Linked DNA regions of Mus musculus: region 2 is linked to region 1. A link is a loop called in an ENCODE intact Hi-C map of the cell type or tissue named here. Cell type or tissue: left cerebral cortex. All regions are shown on one strand.

The links. A loop is a pair of places that touch in the nucleus more often than their neighbours do. Peaks named below come from ENCODE experiments on the same cell type or tissue, not always from the same donor. Only the 100,000 strongest peaks of a DNase experiment are listed, where the experiment ranks them.
Region 2: a loop joins it to region 1, with 2.2 times the contacts of the local background. A loop is called at or near these places in 2 of 42 quality-filtered maps.

Annotation. Positions count from the first base shown.
Region 1 is chr17:24,409,529-24,414,528 of GRCm38, forward strand. Abca3 (ATP-binding cassette, sub-family A (ABC1), member 3) reads left to right here. Exons shown (of 33, transcript NM_013855.3): 33 at 1-676. D330041H03Rik (RIKEN cDNA D330041H03 gene) reads right to left here and starts at 4,985. Exons shown (of 6, transcript NR_033554.1): 1 at 4,784-4,985; 2 at 4,173-4,400; 3 at 2,939-3,046; 4 at 2,397-2,555; 5 at 730-825; 6 at 1-643. In left cerebral cortex, CTCF peaks have their summits at 3,018 (motif pointing left) and 4,914; DNase peaks (open chromatin) are centred at 1,881 and 2,897; H3K4me3 peaks cover 787 bases; H3K27ac peaks cover 518 bases.
Region 2 is chr17:24,166,639-24,171,638 of GRCm38, forward strand. Atp6v0c (ATPase, H+ transporting, lysosomal V0 subunit C) reads right to left here and starts at 2,812. Exons shown (of 3, transcript NM_009729.4): 1 at 2,568-2,812. The coding sequence starts at 2,646. In left cerebral cortex, a CTCF peak has its summit at 2,870; DNase peaks (open chromatin) are centred at 1,003, 2,136, 2,496, 2,846 and 2 more places; H3K4me3 peaks cover 3,712 bases; H3K27ac peaks cover 2,536 bases.

The DNA of each region.
Region 1 (5,000 bases):
AATCAAGGTGATATGCACAAAGTGGACCATGTGTGTCTGTCAGTGCCTGCAGGCAGGAGTCAGCATGCAGGTTTCCACTCCTGAAGTCAGGTCTCTGGAACCACAGTCCCAGACCCCATCCTGCTGTGCACACAGACAGGCCTTGGTCCCAGCTGGTACTGCAGCTAGCCTGGGGGATTGAGCTTCTTTCCAGTGCTTATCCAGAGAGACCCCAGGGACCTGTCTATGTTTACATATGACACTAAGCTCCCCTAGGGGGGGAAAGAAAGCCAACAGGGTTGAGCAGCAACAAGGACTTCCAGGCTGCCAGGAATGAGCAGCAAAGTTGCAAATACCTTCATGAAGGGAAGATACTGGCTATGACTAGGTGCTGAGACCATTGGCTCCCAATGCAACTGCACAGGCATCCTTGGATGTCAATGTTCCTTCCAGTATGGACAGTGGACCGGGCTGATCTGATCCTGAGCCAGATGTCATCCCACAGAGCATCGGCAGCACAAGAGAGAGCTGTGGCCAGACTTGAAGCACATCCTCTGTTCCTAGCTCTGTGCCTTCAAGAAGTCACTGGCCACAGGATTGTCAGGGACCACTACAGGGCTGAGTAGTGTCATCTCTTGAGGATACACTTAAACATATTGTGATTCTATAAAAAATAAAGGATAAGGGGACATGACCAGTCTTTGAGTCATACATATGATATGAGGAGGGGTCATGGGACTAGATCATTACCTTCCAGTTCCACATCCAATATGGCTTTCATACCAAGTTTCAAACAAAAGCAGGAGTTGGCTTTCCTAGCAGAGAGGAAGCTTACAGGATTCACTGCTGTGAAGTGAAGGATTAGGCATGAATTACTTTCCTTGTGATAAAATACTTGATCGAAGTAACTCAAGGAAAGCTGTGTTTTGGCTCCTGATTCAAGGGCACAAAGGGACAAAGCTGTGGCCCTGGCAGCTAGGAGGGATTGGCCATGCCGCATCTGCAGGTAAGGATGCTGGCCCTCACCCTTGACTCCCTTCTTTTCAGTCCAGGACCTTAGACTGTGGAATGTTGTCACCCACATTTCTCATAGCTCAGTCTGCCAAGGCAGACACTGGCACTAGAAGGGAAAGGGAAATTGCAGGTCAGACCTCTCACCTCAGTACAACCTAGAAACTCAAACATGTTACTGTGGTGATTCTAAACCCCATCAAGTTGATTATCATCACAATGCCCAAAGGCAAATAAAAAGTGGGTTCTGTCTACACCAAGCAGACAGTATGAACTAGTGCAAGATAAAAAGTGGGTCCTGTCTACATCCAGGCAGACAGTATGAACTAGTGCAAGATAAAAAGTGGGTCCTGGCCAGATGGTAGTGGCGCACGCCTTTGATCCCAGCACTCGGGAGGCAGAGGCAGGTGGATTTCTGAGTTCAAGGCCAGCCTGGTCTACAAAGTGAGTTCTAGGACAGCCAAGGCTATACAGAAAAACCCTGTCTCGAAAAACAAAACAAAACAAAACAAAACAAAACAAAAGACAAGTTGTTTTATTGTTTTAATTTTTTCAATATTTATTTCCATGTATGAGTTTTGCCCACCAGGATGAGCATGAATCTCATTATGTGCATAAGTGTTCTCAATCACTGAGCCATTGCCCCAGTTTCTCTAGTGTTTTGAGACAAGATCTTACGATGTAGCCCTGATTAGCCTGAAACTCTCTGGAGACTAGGCTACCTTCAAACTCAGAGATCTCCCTATTCCTGCCTCCCAAATACTGGAATTAAAAGCATGTGCTACCACACTAAGCAACGATGTTTTTAGCCAGTCTCTGAAACATTTATTTATAGAACTTCAAATTAGTTTCCATAGCACATATGCCTTTAAAAAGTCTTCAAAGCTGGATATGGAGGCAGAGCCTGGTGAGGCTCTATACAAGCTCCAGGACAGCCAGGGCTACCCAGAGAAACCCTGTCTCAAAACCAAATAAACAGATCCACCTGCTTCTGCTTCCCAAGGGCTGGGAGTGAGGTGTGAGCCACCCCACTCAGCCCTTGCTTGTCTTTTTCTATTTTTTGTTTTGTTTGAGACAGGGTCTCTCTATTATGCATTATGGCATTTAAAAAAAGATTTATTTAAGTATCTGAGTGTCCTATCTGTATGTACACCTGCATGCTAGGAGATGGCATCAGATCCCATTACAGATGGTTATAAGCCATCATGTGGTTGGTGGGAATTGATTTCAGGACCTCTGGAAGAGCAGTCAGTGCTCTTAACCCCTGAGCCATCTCTCCAGCCCCTGTTGTTTTGTTTTTTGAGACAGGGTTTCTACGTATAGCAGCCCTGGCTGTCTGAAACTCACTCTGGACCAGGCTGACTTTGAACCTTGAGAAAAGAAAGAAGGGAGCATAGAGTACTTACCAAGGCTCAAATGCCCTCAATTGCGGCCAGCAATTCATGTGTCTTCCAGCAAACTGGGGCTACAGATACCCTGGGTCCCCGGAAATCCTAGCTTGGTGGCCCTTAGCCATCTTGGCCTCCATAGGTTAGCAACATGCTGGGATAAGTAAGGCTCAGACTCTTGGAAGAAAAGAAAGAAGGGTCCAAAGATTCAGTTCTCACAATCTTTCTGCTAATTCTCAAAATAGTAAAAGCCAGGAAGCTCAGCTTTCAGAGCTCAGCAGCTTGATGGTACACTTGATTTATAAAGCCCAGGATATTTAGCAACAAATTTTTTTTTTTTTTTTTTTTGGTGTTTTTGAGACAGGGTTTCTCTGTGTAGTCCTGGCTGTCCTGGAACTCACTTTGTAGACCAGGCTGGCCTTGAACTCAGAAATCCAACTGCCTCTGCCTCCCGAGTGCTGGGATCAAAGGCGTGCGCCACCACACCCGGCTTAGCAACAAATTTTTATCAACACCTCTGAGTAAATCATGCTTTAGATTTAATTTATGTTAAAACTTACATACGTGGGCTGGAGAGATGGCTCAGTGGTTAAGAGCACCGACTGCTCTTCCAAAGACAATGAGATCTGATGCCCTCTTCTGGTGCATCTGAAGACAGCTACAGTGTACTTAGATATAATAATAAATAAATCTTAAAAAAAAAAACTTACACATGTGCCAAATTAAATTACATACTTACATACATGCCAAATTAAATTACTTTGAACATTAGGGGAAAAGCAGGGGAGAAGCTGTTAGCCCAGCTTCTTCGGTCCTCACCAGCCATCTGGGGTGACCCCAGATTTCTAGGGTTTCTAGGGTGTCCGTGCTGTTCTGGACCAAAAACTCTATTAGCCTCTCTAATCACAGACACCATTAATCTTCACAGAATGGTACATGCTCCCTGTGTGAGCATTACTACATCATCACAGGGCCCTTTCCCTACAAGAACCGGCTGAAGTCCCTGGACCACTGCTCTTCTGACCCACTGAGATGGTTAATCTTGGTTGTCAACTTGATTGGATTCAGAATTAACGCACCTCGGGGCACACCGGTGAGGGAGCTTTGTGATTAAGTGTGAAGGCCCAACCTGAACCTGACCAGCACTTCCCAGTGTCTTTGTAGGCAGTGCGAGATTTGCTTTTGTGGCTTTTCTCTCACTAGTCCGTCTACCTTTTTGCTGCCATCTTTCACTGACATCAGGGCCCAGCTTCTTCAGCCTTCCAACTAGTGCTGAAGACCAGGAACCCGCCATGATTTCAGCACCAGATTAAGACTACAAGGACATGTAGTTTCTTAGAAAGCTACTGGCTCTCAGCCTTTCTAGTGTGAATAACCCAGACTGGATGATGTAAGTGAGGGTCATCGTTTATTTGTTCCGTTCCACCAGAGAACAGCTAGCATCCACTTACCACTCATGTCTGACCACAGCAGACACAACAGCAATGCAAGAAAATCAGCTTATCCCTAATATCCTATACATTAAATAATCTTAAATCCAACAAGGGTACCAGACCAAACTGTCTAGATCTGCTAACCCCACCCCAAAAAATGAATACCTCAGGAAAGCAGACTTCAGAAGCAGGCTCCTCTTCCTGACTGTCCCACAGGACACACCCAGCTCCTTGGACCGAGATAATCTCTTCTCTCCATCTCTCCGGGATCACCAAAGTGCACATTGGCCACTTTCCTATCTTTCACAGCAATATGTAATCCAAATCTAAGTCACCTTTGTACCTTCCTCCTGAAGCTCACCTTAGCTCTGTTCCTCTTTCTTCGTTCCTGCCTCAAATCTACTTAGATAACCGCGGGGATTGTGTGCATATCCCTTTCTTCCGCAAATAACGGAGCAAGAATGTGCTAGGCAAACCGGGCGGTGGCGCTCGTCTTTAATCCCAGCAGTTGGGAGGCAGAGGCAGGCAGATTTCTGAGTTCTAGGCCAGCCTAGCCTGGTCTACAGAGTGAGTTCCAGGACAGCCAGGGCTACAAAACAAACAAACAAACAAACAAAAGAATGTGTTGGCAAAGTCGGGAGGCGGGGCACTACGGCGGGTGCTACTCTTTAGCCTCGTGCAGAGACCAGATCCTCTATGTCCTTGCTAAGAAGTTACTGACGTAACCCCGGTATAGACTAGCGTGCCTCTTCTTCTCCCAGCGATCCTGAACGCCTTTGCTGTTCCTTCTGCCCCACGCATTCTTGTCAGAAATGTCTCCTGGGAGAAACCTCCTTCAACATTTCCTCAAACTTTTTTCCTTTCTGGCCTCATCGGCCGCCCGCTACACCCAGTCAGCTGTATCCCACCAGCACAGAGACCATATCTATGCAATCACCACTAACTACCAGAGACTTGACCATAGGAACTCACCGTCCGTACCAGCCTGTCCCTTTACTACAATAACGCGGCCTCAGCAGGGTGCCTTAGATCCTAATGACAGCAGAGGCAACCCGAGTAGCTCCATCCACACAGATCCGGTAGGCGCCAAAGAGCACAAACCTCTGGTGCCGGTCAGCCAATCATCGCGCGCTTCAGAATGAGCAAAACAAGTCCAGGAAACTTTAGACCAGTCGGGGAGGGGGGGCGG
Region 2 (5,000 bases), 240 kb before region 1:
GTGCATTTCTTGGGCCCTACTGAAAGCCAAGTCCATGCTGAGCTGTATCACGTAGTACAGAAAGTGTGTGTTCCAAGGGCTCACACTTCTGAGGCATGCTTGAAAACACCAAGAATACAGGTTGCCGTGCAGTACTTTAAAGGTGAGATCTCAACACAACTCTGTACCCCAAAAGGTGATACTCCAAGAAAGGTGAGTGAGTCAGGTCCTTCCCCAAAGTATAGATCATGGAGCTGAGGATGGGTGACAAGAAGATAGAGGATGGAAAACAGGGACACTGTCGGAGATCAGGGCAAAAGGAGGAAAAAAATTTAGCCCAGGCCCAGACAGTAGCAGCTACCCAGAAGAGCAAGCATGATAGGCTGCAGAAGGGAGACCTGCTGAGAATGCTAATTTAATACAGCATGGTCTGGAGGCACTTCCAGGAAATCAACAAATACAGGGAGGAAGTCACAGAAAATACAGAAAAGAAGTAACTGGCAGTTTCATGGAGAACATGATGAGGAAAGAACAGGATATTTGTCATAAGGGAAAAAAAGGGAAGTTAGATTGTTAGCATGAAACGGAGGCCTCAAGGATGCGTTAAAGAACAATGGTCTGAAAACTTGGTTAGTTAAGTCCAAGGGAGACCAAGGGTCAGTCACTGAGACGAAGCTTGGAATTCTCCCAGCAGCAACATCAGAGGCTGGAAGGATTTCTTTACGTAATGGGAGGACAAGACATTGTACAGAATAGCATGCCTAAAAGGAAAAAAAAGAAGTCAGAAGGTGATTCAGCTGGACAAGTAAGAGGCTAACCCCCACAGGACTGTGAGACGCTGGTGTGAAGGATCAGACAAGGAAAGCCGAGGTCAGCTTGCAATAGTGCAGACACACCTGTTGGCCAGCTTTAGCACATGCAAGGTCTTCATACAAGAGATCCTAGAAGCTGGGTGCAGAAAAAGAACTGTGGAGAAATTTGGAGTTGCAGGAGCCATCGTGACAACCAGAGCATGACACCCACATGGTCAGGGATATATTGCTGTGTTCCCTGAGACTCCTCCACTATCTGGGAAACAGTATGGACTCAAGAAAGATTTGCTGGATTAATTTATGAATGAGTGACAAAAATTAATCATAGGTGGCTAAAACAGGGGAACCTATGGACACATTATTCTGGGTGCAAAGAGCAGAAAAACATGCTTGGCAGCTTTCTCTAAGGAGACCTGAAGTGTGGGGAGAAGAGTCGTGGTGGGAGAGGAGGGAAGGAGAAGTCCAGGCCACATCTCCCACCACAAATGACCACTTACTCTAATGCTGTGGGTACAGCAGGGCTCTCTCAGCAGCACCTGACAGGTCCAGGCAGGGGAGGTCACCACTGACAGACAACCCTCTACCCCAATCTGCACCCTACAGGTGTTTACAGTCAACAGACACTGTTTGGAGTCCAAACTCACCAAGTACCTGCACAGAGAACCAGCCTCTCCATTTGCCAGGTAGGGTGGGGCAGGGCGAGGTCAGTTAAGCCAAAGACCAGACCTTCCAGGGGAGGCCCAGGCCAGACCAGTCCCCGGCCAGGGGCTGTGACTTACCTCCCTCAATCCCACATTCTTGGGTCTGGCCCAAAGCTTTTCTCCCAGGAAGGCCAATTTTCACTAAAATTTGACACTGAAGAATTGTCAAGGCCCAACTTCAAAAGCAAGATGCCATCAAGAACCTTGCTAGGCTTTTCCTTTTCTGGGCACGGAAGCGTCGCCCAGTTCCAGCCCCTCACCCCCCTAGAAGAGGAAGGTCATTCATTCACTCATCCATTCATTAGGTCCAGGGCTGAAGATCAAAGATGTAATCGTGTAAATGCAGGCACTCTAATGCCGCCCTCCCACCCACCTCAAAGCCCAGATCCCCAGCAGCCATCCACTAAAGTGCTCCTACCTAGGCCAAACCCACTTCCATAAGCTCTAACCGGAGTCCTTGCAGGTTCCCAGGACCAACCCCTCAGTCCAGTTTTCCTAACCAACCCACACCGATGACTGAACTATTGGGAAACCGAGACAAGCCTCAACCGGAAACACCTGCCTCACCCAGGGTAGAGACCCACCTGACCCCGGGCAGCTGGGCCGCCATAAAAGCAGGGCTTGTGAACCTTAGCGGGGACCCAGGCTCCCTCCAGCCAAGAGGCCAGGGACTCCCGTCCTGGGCCTGCCCCCGCCTACGGACTGGCGCCTTTCAAGATGTGATGTCACACCTGCCTGCAGAATGCGAGGGGGCACAGCATCGCGCGCCGCCCCCCGCGCCCCCCACCCCACCCTCATTCCTACTTCCCAGGACTAAGATGGCAGCCACACTGCCGCCCCACCCCCACAGAAGCGAGGCACAGGAGGCGGGCTGATAAGACCCGCAGCCGGATCAAGCCCCGTGCTCCACAAATCCATCAGTCCCCACCACCCCCCCAAACCTGCGCCCGTAAGGCCCGACACCCACATAGCTGGGAATGACGTCAGAGTGACGTCACGCCCAACCCCCAGTGAGCAGCGGTCTAGAGTCCCGCATCGCTTCGGCATCCCCTGCTCCTCCTGCAGCGATGCTCACCGCTGAAGACCATGGCGGACGAGGCGCCCATGACACCGAAAAACGAAGAATATTCGGGGTTGTTCTTGATGTCAGCCATGTCTGCAAGCAGGGAAAAGACAAGCTCAGCGGGCGGCGGCGAGCTAGGACAACGGGACAGCGAGCGAGGAGGCAAGCGAAGATCGTCGAGGCAGCGGATGGGAAGGCGACCCCGCCAGTCAGGCGCTGCGCTCTAAATACCAGCACCGCAAAGCAAGATGGCGGCCGCGCTCGCGTCACATGATCTGTCCCCGCCCCCACGGGCTGTACCACTTTGCGCCGGTGGGGGAGCGAGGCTCCAGGCTCGCCGGCAGCCCTTGGACAATTTATGGGCCCTGGCACCAGTCCTCGGGGCCCGGGGCCCAACGCTCAGCCTTGCCTGGGTCTTCGCTGGCCCGCGGCTCCACGCAGTCGTCTTCTCGAACCCTACGGGTTTTGGGATCATCGGTCCCCCGGGGCGGAGCCGTAGCGCTCATATTAGCATACAGGGTGGAGCGAACGCTAGCCCACCTTCACTGCGGCTGCGCAGAACTCACCGGTGTTCGAGTACCCGTGTTCGTTTTCCCTGTGTTCACTGCTCACGGACCTCAGGCACTCCTGCTGCATAAGACTCAGGTTAAAGTAGTGACATCTAGCAGCACTACAGAACTTATAACAGAAGAAATCCCTCGTGTTGGGCTTCGCTGTCTCCGCCAACCCCCAGGAATACCACGCCCCACCTCTCCGGGCTTTAAAGTGCAACAGCCCTAGGTGTTCTGTAGTCACCTTCTTCCATACCTAGGCTCCTGCAGATTCAGGCCCACCGTATTCCCTTTAATTCCGGTGGTGGTTGTGGGTCCCTCACCTGACCCCCTCTTGTATAGCTGTCTGCCCACAAAGACGTAGGCATGGCTGTTTTTCTATTTATTTTTCTACTTTATTTTTGAAACGGGGTTTCACTGTGAAGTTCTGGTTAAGCTGGAATTTGCCATGTAGACCAGTTCCGTCTTGTCTGCCTCTTGAGTGCAGGGGGTTAAAAGCACCCTGCTTGATGGGCTTTCAGCATTGACACCTGTGAAAGGTAACCCAGATTTCTGAAAGTCTCAGAAAGACCTGATTGCCCTTCTAGCACCCATGCAAGGCCTACCTGTGCCAGGCCTCCTTTCTAGACCACTGATGGAGGACTGGTTTCCCCAGCAATGGAGTGGCTAAGGCTACCTCTGCCCTCCAGATACCCTTGTAGCAGCTTACGCACCCCAGCTGCCTGCCTTCCTTCTACCTATCAACTCAGGCTGCCTAGTTTCCTTTACCCTTCCCTCCTGAGCAGCCACGACCTAGCCTAGACCTCCCTTGAAACTCAAGGTCACATTCTAAGACCAGTGGGTTCTCCAAGTGGTCTCAATGCTAATACCTCAACTTCTCCATGCAGGCAATAGAGACACCTTCCCATCCTGCTACCTTCTCAGTCCTACATTTCACAGCAGAAAACTCCCTGTGTCCCCTTCCCACCTTGGCTGAATCCAGTCTACCACCCTTTAAACTGGCCCGTAGAAGAGCCTTTGTCTTGTTTCAGAGAGGACGTTACTGAGAGCAGCTTTAGCCCTTCCTCCACCCTCTCTTGCTCCATTCTGACTTTTGAAAAGAGGAATCTTCACTCTTGCCCCCACGCCTTCACCCTGTCTCTCTCCAACTCCTTGCCCTTGCCAAGGTCACACTTCCTTTCTAAGCCAGCACACAGGGCCTCGGTACTGCTATCTCCAGTGCTTCCTCCCTCTCCCCCTCTCTTTCTCCTGTGTGCCTAGAGCCTGAAGAAGTCAGAAGAGCTCGTCAGATCCCCTAGAGCTAGAGTTAGTAATGCCTGTGAGATGCCAGGTAGGTGCTGGGAATTGGACAGAAGTCCTCTACAAGAGCAGTGAGTGTTCTTAACCACAGAACCTTGCTTTAGTCCCCATGGGTTTTTTGTTGTTGTTGTTGGTGGTGGTGGTGGTGGTTTTGGTTTTTGGTTTTTCGAGACAGGGTTTCTGTGTGTAGACCAGGCTCGCCTGGAACTCAGAAATCCGCCTGCCTCTGCCTCCCAAGTGCTGGGATTACCATGCCCGGCCCTTGGTTTGTTTTCTATTCAGCACTTAATATCCCACAATTCTTTGCTGCTTAATCATGTGCTAGGTAGGTCCTTCTTGGTGCGCTTCCCTTTGCTGTCTGCTATCCTCCAGCACCAGTTCCCAGGTCTCCTTACTTACTACTCAGAACCCATTTTCCCACAGGAAGTCCTCCTGACATCCCCCATGTTTCTCCTCTCCCTCCCCTAAGTGTCCCCCTCTGGCCCTTGCATCGAAGGTTGTTGTGACTTTTTTTTTTTTTCAGACATCCAGTAGGGTGCCCAGATCTGGCCACCCTAGTAACAGAGCTAAGCACCTAACTATATGTCAGGGCCTA